2 separate regions of the Homo sapiens genome follow, and region 2 is linked to region 1. The links are chromatin loops, found by intact Hi-C in ENCODE. Cell type or tissue: PC-9. All regions are shown on one strand. Each heading gives the region's core, and the rest is flanking DNA. Links, peaks and the distances in the headings are about the cores only. Region 1 overlaps KIAA0232. Region 2 has its middle 20 kb from the start of MAN2B2.

Region 1 (11,736 bases), core at 1-8,000:
TGATTGGATTAAAGGATGCAAAGTACTGATCCTGGGTGTGTCTGTGGGGGTGTTGCCAAAGGAGATTAACATTTGATCCAGTGGGCTGGGAAAGGCAGACCCACCCTTCATCTGGGTGGGCACCATCTAGTCAGCTGCCAGCGTGGCTAGAATATAAAGCAGGCAGAAAAATGTGAAAAGACTAGACTGGCCTAGCCTCCCAGCCTACATCTTCTCCCATGCTGGATGCTTCCTGCCCTCGAACATCGGACTCCAAGTTCTTCAGTTTTGGGACTGGGACTGGGACTGGCTCTCCTTCCTCCTCAGCTTGCAGATGGCCTATTGTGGGACCTTGTGATCGTGTGAGTTAATACTTAATAAACTCCCCTTTGTGTATATATATACCTATTCCATTAGTTCTGTCCCTCTGGAGAACCCTAATACACTGACAATTCACACCAAATAAAAAGAATTTTCCTTAGGTTCATTTGCCTGCCTGCCTCTTAACCGGGGAAGGTCTAAGACGAGACTAAACCAGGCGGAGGCCCCGCTCCCGCCTTCGTGGTGCCCACAGGCTTGTGGAAGAGGCAGACATGCAGAAACGGAACGCAAGTACATGCTCTGGCTACAGCAAGAAGAGTCGTGCACAGAGTGCAGGAGGACACGGAAAGGGCGGGATCGTTCTGCAGAAGCCGGGACAGCGGCAACAAGCACACTGGCAAGGCTGCCTCAGGGTGCACTTTCAAAGAGGACAAGGCTAGGTCTCCCACTTATTAGGTAAACAAAAAAAAAAAAGATGAAAAGTGTGCCCACCCAAGGAGCAACAGGGTCAGCTCTGCATTTGTAATGCAATGCCCTCGGGCAGTAGTGTAGAGCCAAGACTGGGGAGAGAGCTGGGGATTCTTCAGGAAGCACTGGCAGTCAACAGTCAAGGGGGTTTGGAAGCGGGGGAGAATGCAGACTCAGAACAAAGGCCAGAGAACAGGAAGTCTGCACCCACAGGCCTGGCTGGTTCCTGGGAGAGGTGGGGTCCACTCACATGACTCCCAGGTTTTTGACTACAGTGACAACTGGAGGTGGTGGCTGTTTGTAAGTTAATGACGAGGAGGAGGACAGTCCACTTACCCTATTAAAATCTAACAGGCGCTCTTCATTACTGGGTGTCTCTTTAGCATCTGGATATTCTTCTAAACCACTCTCTCCCTTGGCATTTGTGTAACATTCTTAATCATTTGGAATGGAGAAGGGAAAAGAGGGAAAGGGGGAAATTCCATTAAGACACAGTTATGAAACATACATTCTTGTTTCATTTTTCACTAAAAAGCTACATCAGTTAGGTCTCCCAACCCTTCGGAGGTTTTAAGTCGTCACTAAAAGCACAGCCAGGCAGGTGTGTAAGAGAAAAAAAACGCTATGCTGACAAAAAATTCTTGGTTTGGTGAGTTAAAAAAAGAAATAGGCCAGCATAACCATACACTCCTGTTATTCTACCAGGAGGCACTCATTGGACAAGCTTCTATTCACACCTGTAATGTGATCGGCCCTGGGAACACACGACAGAGAGACCCACAGGGCCCATGCTCTCCACAACAAATGGATGGAGGAGACAGATGGTGCATCATAGCACGTTCATAGGACAGAGGAACAAAGGAAGCTCAGACAGAAGGGAACGCAATGGAGAAACGACACAGGGTCACGTCCTTGTGTGTTCTTCCTCAACAACATACTGAACCATGTATCACATCTATGAATAGGAAAAAGAAATGGTGCTAGCGATTCCATCAGGCAAATGGCCCCACAAAATGGGAAAAAAACTGGGATGAGAAGATATCAAACAAATCCAACGAGCCCAGTAGTTCTCAACCCTGGCTGCATATTCTCATCATCTGGGGGCTTTAGAGAGGCTTAGACTCCTGCCAGAGATTCCAAATGAACTGTCCTGGGCAGGGGCTGGGCACTTTCTGAAAAGCAGATTTGCTCCCAGGCAATTCTAATGCACTGAGAACTGCTGGTCTTCATCCAGAACAGCCTCTTACTCCCCTTACCTCCATGAGAAACATAGCTGGGGCAGAGGCACAGTGCAGAGTAAAAGGAGGAACTTGGCCAGGGTTTTGGACTCTGGCATTGACATTCATGGTGCATTAAGTCCTTTAACACCCTTGAGCATCTACTTCCTCAAAACCAGATCACACCCCCCATCCCCTGCCACAGAGTTGCCACAAGGTAGTTTGACGAGATGACATGCCTGCCCCTTGCACAACACCCCAAAGGACAAGGCTGGAGCAAGTGACTGCTGCGCCCTTCTACCTTGGCACAGAGTAGCGAGGCTGTGCCAAGGGTAAGACCATCTGGGCCCTGCTGGGCTGCTTCCTGCAGCTGCACTGGCCACATGGAAGACTCTCCACAGCTGTTCTCTCTGACGGCTCCAAGAACTCCAAGTTACTAGTTGAGGTTCATGAGAATACCCCAGGCTCTGGGATTAGACAGACTTCAGTCAATTCCAGGTCATGCTATTTACTTGTGATGTAACTTTGCACAAATTATTTAACCTCTTTGAGCCCTAGTATCCTCATCTCTAAGATGAGAACATCACCATTTTCCCTCCTACATTTCTGTGCAAATTCAAAGAGGTGAAGCCTCAAGCACAGTGCCGGGCACACACATTGCACCCATGACCGCTGCTTATCAAAGCCATAGGCTTGGAGGCGTGGTTGCCCTAGGGCGGCTGGGGAGGATGCCATGTGTCCTCTGCTGAGGCTGGGAGGAACCCTGGCTTCATCTCTCCTAAGGAGGCATCTTTTCCTTGGCTGACTTCTCACTCCATGGCCCACTCCATATGGCCACCACTTATACTGGCTGAGGGGCATGGAGTGGATAGGACATGGTTTCCTTGACAAGGATAGCTCAGAGGCAGGCAGGCCCATCTCCACACCCCACTCCTTCATTTTCTCTTCCTGCTTTAGGAATTCTGTACATACAAGAGGGTTTTATTGTGCCACAGGGTATTTGGAAAAGGTGATGCTGAACTGCTGCTGATAGTCTTCATGATGCTCAAGTTGACCACCACCCTGTTTCGGGCTATGACATGCCAGCCACTGTTCTAGGCACTTTACCTTACAATGAGGGCATTCTTCTAGCCTCCTTTTATACATACAGACTACAGAGGCACAGAAAGGCTCAGTCAGCACCCAAAGCCTAATAGCTGGGGAAAGAAGCTCTGGATTCCAATACAGTTCTCAATCCTGGGCCTTTCACCACCTGTCTGTACTGCTTCCCTGCAGGACTCTCTGTCTTTAATGCTAAAATCATCCAGACGCTTACATTACTCGAGTCTTGAAAGCACTGAAAATCCAGGGGCGTGAGCTGTGGAGACTGCTGTTTGGGACGGCACTCCTGGTGCACAGAGTCTACAAGGCCCTCTGTGGTCTGGCTCCCAGCTGCCTGGCTGGCCTCATCCCCACCACACTCCCATGCCATCCCTTCTTTGCCAGTCATGTTGGGGGCATACCCAATGCATTCCTGTCCCTGCACAAGCCACTGCTGCCTGGCACCTCTCCCTGCAGGCAGCCCCAGCTGTCACATGGTCTGTGCCCTATTTCCTCAAGTCCCTGTTGAGAAGGTACCTGAGCAGGGGGAGGACAGGGACACGATCTGTTTGCCTATGCATTCCCAAGTCTAGAACAGTGCCTAACCCAAGTGCTGAAGGGATGCACATATGAATGCGCAGCAAGGCCAGCAGGGGGCAGACTGCACAAAGCTGGGGCTTTCTTATATGGTTACCTGAACAAGCTGCCTCTTTTCTGAGCCTGTTTCCTCGCCTTACTGTAAAGGGGACAATGCTACTCTTCCTTTCCAGAGATGCTGTGAGCTCCCAGGTCAGCCCCTGGCTCAGAGCAGCAACTGCTTGTGATGAATCATATCCAATATTAGAAGCATTAGGAGTCCCCAGCCACTTCTGCTGAGTAGGTAAGTGACTACCTGTTTTCTTGGCTATCCTTCTGAGACTAAATGCCCCAACCCACATAAGCTAAAGAAGGATGCTTCATGATGCTACAGGGCAAATATGCAGGGACTTAACTCACAGTGTGAGCTAAAGGTCATTCAAAAGAAATAATTACCAGTATTTATGCACTGAGAGTTTCTCTATATACCACTTCACTGTAAAAACAAAAATATTATGTACAAACACCAGTATCCACTAAGAGACTGTACAGATAACCAGGAACCTAGAGCTAAGAGGTGAAACTGGATTCTTTACTAACTAATGACAGAAAACTGGACTAAGGGTGCTAAGGTTGCCCTTTACTAAAGAAACATGAACTCTGTGTCTCAAAATCATCCTATGCCACTGCAAGGAATTGGTTCTTTTCCACAAGGTGGCATCCTCCTCTCCCTCCTAGCTCTTCCTGAGAGGTCCTCTGTGGCACAGCTGTGGCCACATCCCACCTTCATTCCATTAACTGTGTCTGTGTCTTGTACTTGCCCAGTTTACCAGACTGGACACACATGAAGGGAAGCTCTGTGTGTCCTACTCCTACTGCCCTGGCATCTACCTTGGTACCAAGTGCAGGCAGCTGCTGTAGAGGGCAAAACTTCTGGACCACAAGAATCACAACCTACATTCTAGCCCATGCTTAATAGTTAACTGTGTGATTTCGGGCAAATTACAGTACTAAACTTGAGACTCAGCTTCCTCATCTGAAAACTAGCGGGGGGCATCTCCTAAGGTTCTTGTGGGAATTATGTAAAAGAAAAGCTTGAGAGCACCTTGCACGCAACCAAGGCTGTCCAGATATGAGCTAATGGTAGGGCGGCAGCAGCAACGGGCCTTCAATAAACGCTGTTCAATCAACGAAGACGCTAACAGTGAAGACTCAGCTCTACGCTCTCCTTATGACCCAGATGAACCTCTGGGAAGGAGGAAGGCAGGGTCCTGGGAAGCTGTCTGTGGCTACAGACCAGAGAACAGCAAACGCTCCACTCCTAAAGAGTCAACCTGGCCAAGCTGGCCTTCCATCCCATCAGCTATAGCCCATGCTGCCGAGGGATGCCAGGGAGGCTTTCCGAGGACAACACAGGCGTGTGCAGGGCATCGTGGCTAGTGAGAGAGAAGTCACTTGGCTCCACACTAACTACAAATTAGCTGAGGGGATGTGACAAACACGTGAACCCGTAAATTTAAATGCAAGAGATTTGCATAACCCCTTCGGGACTCTGACAGGAGACTGGTGTTAAATAAATGTGGTAGCCAATAGAAGCCCAGGAGACCACAATCTGGACAAGCTGAACTTCTTGAGCTAATCAATTCTGGTTGCATCCTTAGTTCCTACTTCTCCCAAAATTTCAATTCAGGGTTTCTTAACAACTTCTGGGTGTCTACCTGGAAGGCCTCACAGACTGCTCATTCAAAAAATACCCTAAACTAAAATCTTCCTCACCGCATCAGCGCCCACTCCTGTCTCCCTCTCTACCTAGACTCCCATAACTACTCCTCATAGAAAGTAATCCAACAAACTCCTCCTCTACAAAACCTCTCGGTCCTGTTTCCTTTTCTCTGTCCCCGCTTTGATTGCCTCAGTCCAGACCTTTAGCGTATGCCTCCCAAACTACTGCAAGGGCTTAAAACCCTGGCCAATAGCCTTCAGTTTTTCAATTCCATTTCCACTCTGTTACTAGAATTGTTCTAAACAACATCTGACCTTGACAACCTCCAATTTAAATCCTGTCAACGGCATTCCCTTCCTGCATGTCAGACGCTACCTAACCTAGCCAAGCCCTCAAACCTTCTGACAGGCTCCTGCCCTGTCTGTCTCTCCCGCGTCAGCTACAACTCAGCTGAGCCATGGAGCCCTGTGCTTTCCCCTGGCGGCGACCCTCCTGCCTCTGTGCAGGCAACTCTCTTCACAGGGACTGCCCGCTGTTTCCTCCTCTGTGACTCAGTGGTGGCTTATACACACCTCATCCATGGTCAGTAACGCTTGGATATATTTCCATGCCTTTCCCCTCCATCAGATTGTGGCTGTTTCAGAGCAGGGCCCAGTTCTCATTCCTCCCTGTGTCCCCAGTGCATGACAAAGTGCTACCCACACAGAAACCTCTTGGTAAATGTTTCTTGGACTGATATTCATAGAAAAAGAAATTATTGCTCTTAACAAATTACAAATTGCAATGAATAAATGAACTAACAAAGGTCTCCTTACCTTCACACTCTGATGCAGGAAAAAGAGGAGAGTACAAGGCTTTTTCCCACCAGGTCTGTTTTTCTTGACTTCTATTCATTCCTTGTATATCAGTGTTCAATACAGGGAACTGTTTAGATTAAACCAAATACAGAAAAAGTTTATAAACTTTCAGGTTAGAGGAAGAATATTCAAGCATTATTAACTACAGATTATAAACCCAGAACTTTTAAACTGGTGAGGTTTTTTGATTTTTCTTTCTTTCTTTTTGAGATAGGGTCTGGCTCTGTCACTCAGGCTGGAGTGTAGTGGCACGATCTTGGCTCACTGCAACCTCCACCTCCAGGGCTCAAGTGATCCTTCCACCTCAGCCTTGCAAGTAGCTGGGACTACAGGCGGGAACCACCATGTCTGGCTCATTTTTTGTGCTTTTTGTAGAAATGGGGTTTCGCCATGTTGGCCAGGCTGGTCTCGAACTCCTGGGCTCAAGCAATCTGCCAAGCTTGGCCTCCCAAAGTACTGGGATTACAGGCATGAGCCACCATGCCCAGCCAACTGGTGAGTTTTTATAATGTTCTGAAAAAAAGTGCATTTTAAAAGCCAGCGTGTTCACAGTGTATAAAGAAAGTATTGCTTAAGAAGTACTTAGATGGGAAGCGACATGAAAATCTTAACTAAAAAAACTCTTACAAGCCCAAAATATAATGTAATAAAAACGCTCCCAAGCAAGGCAAACTTCTAGATTCCCCAAGTGCATACAGGTAATGGGGAAGCCCTGAGCCTTTACTGGCATGAGGTGCTCTGAAGAGAACAGGGGGAACCCTCTTCTCCCTCATACATTCAGGCAGAAGTAAGTAAAAGAAGAAATGGAATCAAAGAAACTTCCTTTTTTTTTTTTTTCCAAGACAGAGTCTCACTCTGTCACCCAGGCTGGAGTGCAGTGGCACGATCTCAGCTCACTGCAACTTCTGCCTCCAGTGTTCAAATGATTCTCGTGCCTTAGCTTCCTGAGTAGCTGGGACTACAGGCATGTACCACCACCCCGGCTAATTTTTGTATTTTTAGTAGAGACAGGGTTTTGCCACGTTGGCCAGGCTGGTCTCGAACTTGTGACCTCAGGTGATCTGCCCGCCTTGGCCTCCCAAAGTGCTGGGATTACAGGCGTGAGCCACCATGCCTGGCCCAAAGGAAATTCTTATAGGCACAGTTATTGACCTAAGTGTCTTAAAATTATCTTGCTTAGGTGCGAACCAGAAGGAAACTAAGGCTAAAACCAAATTACAAATTCAAATTCCATGATTCAAATTTAAAATAGGAGATAGCCATCCAAATGAGATGAGAGAATGATTCCTGAGAGCGGGAGAGACTCATATCCTTCACATCTGGAAGCTGCCCAGGCCCAGAAGAGGGACCTAGCCTGAACCCAGGCTCTGTCCTTTCCCAGTGGGATTCTCAAGTCCTGGCTGGGCCCCGCCCACCTGCTTGGCCAGTGAGAACTGGATAGTGTGGCCAATGGCAGACAGACAACAGCTGTCATCAGTGACCAAGAAGAGTCCTTGTAGTGTGGTCAATAGAAGACCTGTGGCAGCTTCAGTCACCATGTATACCTGGCATGCTGGCAGTCAGGGCAACCCCCTTCAGTGTGCCTTCCTCACTGTGCCTGAGAGAGTGAGCCTGCCCCAGCTCGCCCAGGGTGAGGCTTGGCCACTGCATCTTTCTACCACCCACATCCCCTAATACTGTGTTCTCAGTAGACATCTGCTTAGTGGAGAGGCCTGTGAACACTGCACCCATCTTCATTGTTTTAAAAGACATTTCACTACGTGTTCAAGTTTAAAATCTAAAGTGTTTTAGAAACAAATTTTTCATCAGTTTCCTAACAGGATTTTGTTATGCTTTTAACTTAATTATTTATGGGTCTAAAACTGTTCAATTCCGTAATGAGTGTCTGTTATGTAACTAAAAGGGAAACACTTCAAACTTTTGTTTTCACTTAACTTTTCGGAAACACTCCTAAGTCAGAAACTGAAGAAGAATTGTACTGTCTACCCACAGCAGTCAGTTAACCTTTGCTAATTTCTCCTACAACTTATCCTAACAATAAAAATTGGTACTGCTATTAGATAAACAGATGCTAGGGCCAGGGGAATGGACAGGGCTGGGCTTCCCGCAAACAAGGTGGCACCACGCAAGGCCTGCAGTTCTTCCAAGGTGGCTAACAGCACCTGTCATGCAATTCCCTGCACTCTAAGACCTCTTCAGAAAGGCCTTGCCTGTCCTGTGAGATTACTTAGTGCTACTCAGGGGGAGCAAGGAAGGTGCCCCAGCCAGAACTCTCTCCATCACCTCCCTAAGGCGCTATTGAAGATAAGTGGATTTAGAGGTTAACAGGTTCTTATTTGAGAAAGAAAAAGCTCTTTGCAGGAATGATCAGTTTAAATACACTGCTTATCTTTTCATCCTTTCTTGAGGATTAAGATCAAGAAAGGGAGTGAGTTCATGGTGGGGGATGGGACAGGTCAGGGAAAGCAGGCTAGAGGGGCCAGGAACCTGGGAGCAGGGGCAGCATGAACCAAGACGAGTTTAGATCCCAGCAGAACCCGACTGTAAGCTTCCTGAGGGGCGGGACCACGTCTTCCTCATCTTTGCATTCCCAAGTATGGGGCCCCGCACAAAGCAGATACTCAGTGTCTGCTGACGTGAAGAAAAGTTTCCGCCAGGCCAACAGTCTCTGACTATCTCATACATCATTTCTTCTCTCTCTTGCTGAAACCACTGTGAAGGGCACACCAGTTTCTACCATAAATTTGGGAGTCTTTTTTCTGCATCCTCCATTTGAATGTCAATTCCTATGGCAGGGACTTATTTGTCCCGTTTTATACTAAACATATTCAAGGAATATGCATCTTGTTATGACATCTCTCCACTCATTTATAACTTTTAGGCTGGATCATGCTATATTCATCTAATACATCATCGAATGTATTAATTCAACTTCTGCTGTGGCTGGGAATGAAAAGAATGAAGAGACAATGGAGGAAGCTGAAAGCGGATCAGAAGGTCGCTGTCATGGACAGGCAGGCACAGCAGCGGCCTCAGTGCTGCCCTCCCTTTCCTGCCAGGCATCCTCTCAGCTCACTCTCTTACCTCTAAGTATTTCCTTAAATTGCACCTTGGCGAGGAAGCCTGCTCTCACACCGCCCATAACACAGCAAACTCCTGCCATCACTCCCAAACCCAATGCCCCTCGTCCAGCGATCCTCCTTTCCAACAGCATTTATATTGTAACACACTATATAACTTAACATGTTTATTGTCAGCTCCCCAAGGTGGGATGTGACTCCACCAGCACCAAGAGCTTTGTTACTTATTCCCAGCACCAAGAATAGTACCTGGCCGAGCAGGTACATAAGAAATACTTGATGAATGAATGAAACAGTGAAAAGAAGACATAAACTTAATCCAAAAAGCCTAACCAGAAATGTTTTTAGCAACAGATGTAAAATTGAGAAATTCTTTAGAAGGTGGAAGCTGGGTGAAGGAAACAAAGGCTTCACAGCTGTAAATTCTCACAGAATACTCCTAGTTTGGGTAAAGAGAAAGGTGCTTGGTTTTAGTTTTACTCTGGGAATCTTGCCCCTTTGCCACAATCAGCTCTCATTTGGGTCACACCAGGAAAAGCAAGACTTCCATGTACCTTGTTCTCTGGGAAGGAAGAAATGAAACATCAATGAAGAGATACTGAGTGCAACAGAGACAAACAAGAGACACAGAACTGCTGGTCTAAGTCTTCCTCAGTTCACAGAGGTGCAGAGTGGTGGAAAATGCTTTGCCTGTCCCCCACACTGGGATCTGGGGCAGCTGTCTCACCTCTCAGAGCCTATGTGTCTTTAGAAGTGGGGAAAATAACCTACCGCATGAGGTCTACATGGGCATCCAGTAGGATAGTGGTGACAGAAGCCTCTACATAGATGTGCCGGGTGGCACATCACCAGCATGACCCCTGACCCTCACTCCTTCTTTACTCATCAGAGCCTTCCTGTCCCTCCAGACCTGCTGACCTCCACAGCACAGTGAGCTCCTCTCCTGAGTGGACTGAAATTCCCTGAAGACAGCAAGTAAGCCTTTTGCTTATTTTCTGTGCCTCAAGGTGCTTGGTACTAAGTTGGCAACCAAAGAAACGACAAGAACATTTTCACCACAAATGTATGTCCAGATACCAAGGCACACTGTGCTTCATCTGTGCTACTCTTAACCGTATGGCTTATACTCCAGAGACCGTGAGATCCCTGTTCACAGCTGCCCTGCACACATCAGCAGATTCAAATCTCTTTACCCTTGCTTCTGCTGTTCCTTCTGCCTGGACTGCCCTGCCTCCGTCCTTCTACTCTGGACACTCAGATATGCTCAAGAAACCTTCCTCAACCTTCACAGGCTGGAAGGGTTCTCCTGCAGGTTCCCACAGCATTCTGTGCTCCCCTCCACCATTCTACCTACAGCACCTAAAACTGCATTGGTCAAATGCCCTAAAACATAAAGAACTGACTAGGTAGATTACGGTATATCCATACGATGGAATAGTGTGCAGAAAATAAAAAAAGGAAGGGTGATTACAATAAAGTACCATTTCAGCAAAAAGAAAAAATAGGAAGAAATACATGTGAACATTTACTTGTTAATACGCGCAAAAAATATCCTTGGAGAATACATCAGAACTCACACTAGTGGTTGCCGCTGGGGAGGAAACCTTTCACTGTGTATGTACACATACACTTGTAACTTCTGAATTTGAACCATATGAATAAATTACCTATTTCAGTTAAAATAAGTAACATGGTACAAGTTGGTCATCTTCACTACGCTGAATTCTGTATGGGCAAGGACAAAGTCTTATTCATCCAGGACACCTACTTTAGCAACAGGCATGTAAACAGGTACTCACTAAATGTTTGCTGAATTGAACTAAACTTTTGAAAATAATCATATTATTTTCATGCTCTTAGACACCAGTTCTATCGGAAATCCTACATTTTCATCATCTAAGTCTGAAACAGATGGGGTTCTACTGATCTTTAAACAGGCCTCCCAGATTGCTTCCTGAAAAGACTGTACTGACTCAGGAAAAGGGCCGGAAGCACATCCTCTTAAAAGCACCTTTCAGACTGACCAAGCAATGTGACAGAACAGAAAGATACAGGTTCTAGTCCCAGGCTGGCCCCAAACTGTCCCTTCAGGTCACTCAGCCTCCTGCACATCTCAGATGAATCTATGAAGTAAGCTTCAACCTGGCTTCTAAAGTATAACAATGCTGCCGAGAGAGCAGTGCTGACAACATCTAAACTATCAGACAATCCCAAAATGTCCTCTGGGAATTTTTTTGGCAGCTAAGACCTTTCAAGGAAACCCGGAATTCTGATAACACATAAATACATCAACATACTAGAAAGCGAAGGAATATGGTAGTGGTATGATGTAGAATCTTGCTTCTTTCCTCTTTTTCTTTCTTCCCAATCTGGAACCAGGTGAAATACAAAGTACATAAAGGAATATTTAAGGATGAAAAATGGGGCAATAAACA
Region 2 (8,580 bases), core at 1-8,000, 320 kb after region 1:
GTCTGGTGAGGACCTGCGTTCTGGTTCACGGATGGTGCCTTCTTGCAGTACCCTCTCAGGGTGGAAGGGGCAAATGAGCTCCCTTGAGTCTATTTTAGAAGGGCACTAATTTCCTTCTAATTGTTTCCCCAGGGCCCGGCTCCTCATATCTCACATTGGGGGTTAGGATTTCAACATAGGAATTCAGGGGGACACAAGCATCCAGTCCACAGCAGGGGGGATTTTGGAGGAAGTTATGCATGGGGCAAGAATTGGGTTAAGGTGTTGGGAGTGTAGTTGGCACAGTGATCACAGATGCTGCGTGTTGCAAATTTGCAGCCCTGGGTGAAGTTTAATCTCTTTGCCTCTGTTCTGTGTGTGTGTGTGTGTGTGTGTGTGTGTGTGTGTGCTGTGTATTTTTTCAGAACTGCCATTTATTGGGCACTTCTGTGAGCCTGGCACTGCACGGGCACTATGCACTATACACTCTATCTCACTTATCCTCAAGTCAACTTGTGAGGGTGTGGACGTGCCCACTGCCCCCGGTTTTACAGAGGAGCACACTGAGGTGCCAGTGATGTGCTCCAGGCTGCTTAGCAGTGAGAGATGGATCTGAACCTAGTTCTTCCTGCCTTGGCTGGACTGCGAGCTGCTCTCCCAGTGTTTAAATTTAGGTTCTGTTCTGTGATTCCTTCTCAGGAAACTGCTATTGTCAGGGCTGCCTGCTCATCAGAGCCCCTGTCTCAGCGCAGTGTTCCCCTGGCATTGCAGAGCCACAGAGCTGGGAGCCACTGTTGCTGTCTTTCCTGTGCACTCCTGGCTGGAGGCTGGTGTCCCATCAGAGCCGCAGGGCTGGGTGGTGAATTCCCAGGATGGGCACCTGTGAGGGTGCAAGGTCAGAAAAAAAGATGACGCTGGGCTTTGGGGGCTGTGATGGAGACTCACTGGGTGGGGCATCTTTAGATGGGAGGCCAGGCAGGGAGACACTGTGGAAATCCTTTCCTGGGTCTGGAGTGGACCGGTTGCCCAGGTCTTCATTCCAAGCTTGGCTCGGTGCAGGGCTCCATGTTGAGTGGGGTGTGGCTTCATGGTGGGGACACTGTTGCACTCTTTGCTGGCACTCCTGGTCAGAGGATGGTGTCCATCAGAGCCTCTTCCATTGTGTAGTTCCTGGCTGCCAAAGAATCTTTCTGCGGCAAGAATCTGAAATCCAACCTAGTTTGACCCAAGCACAGAGTTGATCAGGCTGAGTATTGGGAAGTTCAGGGGATGCCCTGATATTTTAGGAGGCTGAGCACAGGTGGCCTTCTCCTTGTTAGGAGGCAGCCAGAGGTGGCAGGTAAAGGCTCACACACCTGCAGGTCCCAGGAGGAGAGAAGAGGGCTCTTTGTAAGCCCTGAGAAAGGCTTCTCCTTGACCTTGCATGGGTGGCCTTCCCACTGCAGGTACAATTTCCCTGTCCCCATGGATGGCTCTCCCAAGCAAGGGGATGGGGCCCCTTAAGTGACAGCCCCACCAGCACCCCAGGTCACAGATGGCAGCTGAGAGTAGTGTTAATCTTCTTAGCTGGCACTTATGGAGAACTTGCTGCATGCTTGGCACAGGCAGAGCCTGTTAGGTGTATCAGGCGCTCACTCGGTGTTGGGATGCGATCATCACAGCCACTTTGCAGGTGATGCTGTGACATGTGGTGAGGTTGGGAGAAGTCACTGCCCCAAGTCTCACCGCCAGGGGCTGTCCTGCTGGGCTCGGGCACCTTTAAGAGGATGGGTGCTGAGGCTGCTCAGAAGCACCTGGCCGCCTCCTTCCTCCTGCCTTCCTGTCCACAGGGGAGGAGGAGAGGTCTGGGGTGGGGCTGGGGAGGGTTTGCCTGGAGTCACGCAGCAGGTGAGAGTAGAACCAGGGCCTGTGGGATGCACCTCACTCCAGGCCAGCGTCCGTTGTGCCCGCCCATGTCATCTGGGTCTCCAGTGCCCAGGTGGGGAATATTCTGCAGTAGCTCACCCTCAGATCTGCCTCCTCTCCTTCTTCATCTCTACTACCCCAGGTCAAGCCATTGTCTCCTCTTCTGGACTACTTGAGGGCCTCCCAATCCAGACTCCCCTTTCAACTCCCTAAAATAACCATGCTGACCTCTGCTGTGCCCATCTCCACAGCGCTCACTACACAGCAGCCTTTTTCCCGACCTTGGTACATCCTGGGCTCTCTCCTGTCCCGGGCCCTTTGCCCCTGCTATTCCCTCTGCTCCTGGTGCTAACCCAGCACTCACTCTAACTCATCCTTCAGGTCGCAGCTTCCATGTCCTCTCTCCAGAGACCTTCCTTGCCTCCCAGCTAAATACGTCCCACCCAGGGAGTCTCCATCACTGTACTCCGGGTCCAACGTCATCATCTTTTCTTTTCTTTCTTTCTTTCTTTTTTTTTTGCTGACCTTGCACCCAGCATCTCCTGACTATAAGATCTGTAAGAACTCATCTGTGTTCTCGGAGCCTGGCTCATAGTTCCTGTTGTTGTAGATGTTGTTGTCCTAATGCATCAGGTGTGTTTGGATAACACCAATGAGTGGTTCAAATATTCTTCCCAGATTCTAATGTCAGTGCTGCAGGACCACAATACAGTGAATTTAAAGTGACTATTTCTACTCTTTCTCAGGAAAGGAACCTATTAGCAAGTACAGTGTAGTTAAAAATGACCTCCTTGAAGGCTGGTACCTTGAATCCTCCTCGGTATCTTCTAAGGAGGCTTGTACCCCTTGTTCCTTTCCAGCCCCAGCTTCTCTCTGCCCTGGTCTGTGCCTGGAACCTGATCCTGTCAAATTTACCACCTGGATCTCTGCCGGGGAGTCTTTGGGTGGGTTTTGCCCACAGGAGGCATTGCCAGGAGCTGGGAGGGCAGGTGGAGAGAGAAGTAGGGTTGCCGCCTCCTTCCCCCTTCCCTCCTTTGGAGGAGGGTGCAGTGGCTGCATCCTTCTGTGATAATAACCAACTCAGGGGCACCCCGAGAGATGCTTGCAGATTCTCCCAGGAGGCAAAACTTCAGGGGGAGAATCTGGTTGCTCATGTTGCTGGGGAGGAACCACAGCCTGGAGTAGGGATCTACACTAATGCATGGGTTGGCAAGCTGGGCAGGGCTCTGGAAAGAACAAGGTTGCAGGATGATGACAAGGTGGCCTGGGGAAGAGGTGTGTGGATGGACCTCTCAAATGACTGCAGAGCATGAGGTATTTGTGCCCTGTAGTAGTCAGGGTTCTTCAGAGAAACAGGGCCAATAGGATCACTGCACGTGTGCGCACACACACGCACACGGAATTGGCTCAGGCAGTTATGGAGCTGAGAAGTCCCCTGAGCTCCATCCGGAAGCTGGAGAACTAGTTGTTCTAGTTTGAAGGTTTGAGAACCAGGAAGGCTGATGTTGCGATGGTGTGAGTGCCAATCCCAGGGCAGGAGAAGACTGATGTCCCAGCTCCAGCAGACAGACAGAGAGAGTGAATTCTCCCTTCTCCTGCCTTTTTGTTCCATTCAGGCCCTGAACAAACTGGGGGAGGCCCATCCACAGTGGGATTACTTAGTCTACTGATTCAAATGCTCATCTCTACTGGAAACACCCTCACAGACACACCTGGAAATGATGTTTAGCATGATATCTGGGCATCCCGTGGCCCCGTCAAGTTGACACATGGAATGAACCCCCACGTGCCCCATGCGGATGCTCCCCAGAGGCATCCTTCACGCAGGAGGCTCTCGGTCACAGGATAGACACGCTAGCCTGCCTGTGGGTGCTGGGCAGACTCTTTCCAGCCACCCCAGGGCTCACTCTTGGGCTCACACACAAAATAGGGCAGAGATGGGGAAACACACAGGCAGAAAATATGGCCTTCAACTCTCCAGGGCTGAGCTGGCCACTGCCACAGCTGAGGTCCCAGTCTCCAACATCAGGGGACAACAGTGACTTTGGGTGTGGCAGCATTACCCGAGGAGACCAGCAAGCACCCGGGGGGCAGGTTGGTTCCCTTGTTCTCAGGGGGGCGGATGCATAAGCCAGATACAGAATCGCCTTCCCACCCGCTTCTGTCAGCAGTGTCATTGTGGAATTCCTAATTCACAGTCACCGTCGCCCACAAGCATCACATCATTCAAAGGATTCCTGCGGTGGTGCAGAGCTGCGGCAAAGGGCCCTCGCCCGTGGGGTTCACTCTCATCACCCAGAAGCAGGGAGAAGGGCCTGCGGCTGCAGGCCTGGCTGCCACACCGGCCTCCAGACAACACACAGCAGGTGGGGCCTTGTCCTGTATGCCTTAGATCAGCGGCTGACTGTTTTGTGACTGTCACCTGCACAGCCACATACACAGGTTTGAGGACCAGTGGATGGAGTTAGGAGGAGCCCTTCACTGGCTTATAATCACTAGGGTGTCAAATAATTTATCATCCAAAGTGGGGTACCTTAGAGAATGAAAGGGTGTGTTATGAATGATTGCACAGGGCAGCCCCAGACGTGGCCACTGTGTTAGTGTGTTGGGGCTGTGTGGTGGTCTGAATGTTCCCATCTCTCCAGTAGTCCTGTGCTGAAATCTACCCACCAACAGAGTATTGAGGGTGGGGCTTTGGGAGGTGATTAGGTCAAGAGGTCAAGAGGGTGGAGCCCTTATAAAAGAGGCCGAGGCAGATATCTACCATGTGAGGACGCAGTGAGAAGGCGCCATCCTTGAAGCACAGAGCCCTTGTCAGACACTGAATCGAATCTGCTGGCATCTTGATCTTGGACTTCTCAGCCTCCAGAATTGTGAGCAATTTCTTTTTCTTTTCTTTTCTCTTCTCTTCTCTTCTCTTTTCTTTCTTTCTCTTTCTTTCTTTCTTTCTTTCTTTCTTTCTTTCTTTCCTTCCTTCCTTCCTTCCTTCCTTCCTTCCTTCCTTCCTTCCTTTCTTTTTCTTTTTCTTTTTTTTTTTTTTGAGATGGAGTCTCACTCTGTCACCCAGGCTGGAGTGCAGTGGCATGATCTTGGCTCACTGCAATCTCTGCTTCCTGGGTTCAAGCGATTCTCGTGCCTCAGCTTCCTCAGTAGCTGGGATTACAGGTGTGCACCACCAGGCCTGGCTGATTTTTGTATTTTTAGTAAAGACAGGGTTTCACCATGCTGGCCAGGCTGGTCTTGAACTCCTGACCTCAAGTACTCTGCCTGCCTTGGCCTCCCAAAGTGCTGGGATTGCAGGTGTGAGCCACTGTGCCCGGCCAGTGAGCAATCAATTTCTGTTATTCATAAACTACTCAGTCTAAGGTATCTTGTTGTAGCCGTCTACAGACTGAGGCTGCCTTAACAAAGCACTACACACAGAGTGGCTTGAAGAAAGGAAATTGATTGTCTCATGGTTCTGGCAGCCAGCAGTCTGGGACGAAGACGATAGCTGGGTCAGTTTCTATGGAGGAATTAGAGGGGGAATCTGTCCTGTACCCCTCTCCCAGCTTATTGTGATTTGCTGTCCATCTTTGGCATTCTTTGGCTTGTAGATGGTGTCACCGTGGTGTCTGCCTTTCTCCCTGTGCCTGTCTGTCTCTGTGTCCAAATTTCCTCTTTGATGAGGGCACCCGTCATTTTGGATTGGGGGTAAACCCTACTCCAGCATGGCCTCATTTTAACTAATGACATCTGCAGTGACCCTATTTCCAAATAAGGTCACATGCTGAGGTATTGTGGGTTTGGACTTCAATGTGAATTTTTTGTGGGGAGAGCACACAGTTCAACCCATAGCAGTCACCCCCTGATAACCCCTTGAACTAATTTTGCTTCTAGTTCATTAGGCGTGGTGTGTTTGGGGGTCCTGGTGCCCCAAGAAGGAAGGCTTCCATCAGGGAGCAGGGCCACAGTCTGTGAAAGTGGACACTGGGACCGAGGCCATTTGGACTCCTGCTGCTGCTGGGTGGCCTGGTAGAGAAGGGGGCACTGGGATGAGGGGTGACTGCTCCTAGCTACCAAGGATAAATGAGGTCACTTCTTGGTGGTATCTGGGGCCCAGAGGATCCACGGGGATGCTTCTTAGCACTGACATCTGATAAAAAAGGTCTACTGAGCATGGCAGCCCTGAACATAGAGATGGGAGCATGACAGACCCAGATCATGGGTGAAAACTTGGGTCGTTCCCCCAGGTGAAGAACCAGGTGCTCTGGCACAGGCAAGGTGCCTATCGGTGGGTGGAGGAAGAAGGACTCGCTGCTGATTGGCCCTTTTTCCCCTGCCCTCATCTCTCCTGGCCACCTTGAATGAAGGCTACCTGTGGTGGACAGTGTGGTGCTGTAGGCTCAAGGCAGGCATCTGAAGTGGCGTCTCCCTCAATGATACCGTTGCTGGTGGGACCCCGTGCCTTACTGTGTTGGGCTGAGAGTTTCTTCCCGGATAGGGGGACGAGGATGTTTGCTGAGTGGCCACAGTGGACTGCGCTGGATTTCTCCACTTGACCCGTAGATCTATTTTTCACCTCTCTGTCCAGTGTGGTGCCCTGGAGGCTGCATCACCTGTGGTCCCTGCCCTAAGGCTCCCGTGGAGTTTGGCCAGTGGGAGGCACCAGTCAGAGCTTGCAGGGCAGGAGGGAGAGGGGGAACACTCCCCGTTCTTCTCCCTGCGGTGGCGCTGCAATCCTAGGGTCGGCTGTGCTCTCCATGGTCACAGCTTGTGCCAGTGGATCCTGTCTCATGGTCCCAGTTCTCTTCCCCTGCACCTTTCAGCCCAGGGAGTAACAGCCTCCTGTCCTTGCCCTTAGTCCCTATGTGCCCCAAATGCTTCCTTGGTCACTTCCTGTAGGTCACCTCTTTGTTTACTTCTCTTCTGTTGAACTATCTGGGGTGAATTCTGCCTCCAGTGAGACCCCAACATCTATGGAGGCCATTGGAACTGGGGCATGTGTGTGGCCATTCATCCTGAAACTGGCTCTTGCCTCTGCTACTCACATGACATCAGGCAATGGCCCCACCTTCCTGAGCCTTATTGTCAAATTAGGACAATAAAGTCCACTTTTGCAGGATGTTTGTGAGTGTAGTGGAAAGAATAATGCCCCCCAAAGATGTCCACATTCTAATCCCCAGACCTGTGAATTTGTTACCTTACATGGCAAAAGGAAGTTTGCAGATGAGATTAAGTTAAGGCTCTTGAGTTGGGGAGGTTGACCTGGATTATCTGGGTAGGCCCAATGTCATCACAGGGGTCCTTATAAGAGGGAGGTAGGAGGGTCAGAATCAGAGAAGGAGATGGGATGACACAAGCAGAGGAGAGAAAGAGGAAGAGAGGGAGAAGAGAAGAGAGGGAGAAAGAAAGAGGAGAGAAAGAGGAAGAGAGGGAGAGAGATTTGAAGATGCTGAGCTGATGGTTTTGAAGATGGAGGGAGGGGTCATGAGCCAAGGAATGCGGACACCTCCAGAAGCTCGAAGATCAAGGAAACGGATCCTCCCCTGGGGCCTCCAGCAGGAACCAGCCCTGCCCACACCTTGACTTTAGCCCAGTGAGGCTGATTTCAGACTTCTGACCTCCAGAACAGTTAGAGAATAAGCTTCTGTTTTTCTAAGCCACTATGGTTGTGGAAATGTGTTACAGCAGCCATAGGGAACTTACACAATGAGAACAAATGAAAAAATTGCAGGGAGACTGCCTGCATTTCAGAGCAGGTGCCATGGAAATGATTACTGCATTTGGGAACAGTGGGCTCAGGTCTCCCCTTGTGGCAAAAGTGGACCTGTAGGCTCAGATGTGTAGCACACACAGCACCTGCTGTCTTTGCTGGTCCTTTGCTGCCACTTGTCTCATCTTCACTCACATCATCTTTTCCTTCCACTTCCAAAGTCTCTCCACTTTCTCTCCAGTTATCTGTGGCTTCCTAACAAATGATCCCATGATGTGCCAGCTGAGAATGGCCATTTCATTGTGTTTCATGGTTTTAAGAGCCAGGAGCTGAGGAAGGGCTCAGCTGGGTGATTCTTCTGCTGCATGTTGCCTACACCGAGGTCGCTTGTTGGTGTTCAGCTGGAGGATGGACTGGGCTGGGTGGCCCACAGTGGCTTCCCTGTAATTTATGGTGCCTTGGTGGGGACAGCAGGGGCTGAGCTCAGCTGGGACTGTCACCTGAGCCCTGACATGTGGCTTGTCCAGCATGGCAGCCCAGGGTGGTGGGACTCCTTCCATGGTGCTCAAGTTTCCTGGTGCAATGTCCAGGGAACAAGATGGCAGTTGTGTGGCCTTTGATGCCCAGCTTTTGGTGTCCCAGAGCTTCATTTCTGCTAGGCTCTTGGTTGAGTGGGTCACAGGCCCACCAGACTCAAGAGGAGGAGGCATAGACCTCATCTCTTGATGGGGGGACTTGTGGCCATACCACAACACTTTACCTCTAGTTTTATTTTCTCCTTTTCCAGCTGGGAGTTTCAGTTACTTTTCTCCCACTGGACTCCTATTGGCTTTGTTCTCCATGCCACGTGTTTGTTCATTCATTCTACAAATATCACCTGAGCACCCACTGCAGGCTGTGGTCTGTGCTGGAAACCCAGAGAGCACATTAGGAGCATGTGACATACATGAGCACTCGTGACTTGCCAGGGGCTTTCTAAGTGCCTTCTGAGGCCAAGTAGC

What was found. Hi-C counts contacts between places; a loop is a spot of excess contacts. Peaks named below come from ENCODE experiments on the same cell type or tissue, not always from the same donor. Only the 100,000 strongest peaks of a DNase experiment are listed, where the experiment ranks them.
Region 2: a loop joins it to region 1, with 5 times the contacts of the local background. A loop is called at or near these places in 3 of 110 quality-filtered maps.

The regions. Positions count from the first base shown.
Region 1 is chr4:6,866,126-6,877,861 of GRCh38, reverse strand. KIAA0232 reads right to left here. Exons shown (of 10, transcript NM_014743.3): 8 at 6,180-6,288; 9 at 1,105-1,202. Among named protein-coding and RNA genes, the nearest start is that of TBC1D14, 38 kb to the left of the region's middle. RefSeq lists a silencer at 3,644-3,803. In PC-9, for the core only: CTCF peaks have their summits at 3,536 and 3,741 (motif pointing right); a DNase peak (open chromatin) is centred at 2,121.
Region 2 is chr4:6,551,204-6,559,783 of GRCh38, reverse strand. It overlaps a transcript of PPP2R2C not described here. Among named protein-coding and RNA genes, the nearest start is that of MAN2B2, 20 kb to the left of the region's middle. In PC-9, for the core only: no CTCF peak of the experiment used is centred there; a DNase peak (open chromatin) is centred at 3,323; H3K27me3 peaks cover 1,021 bases.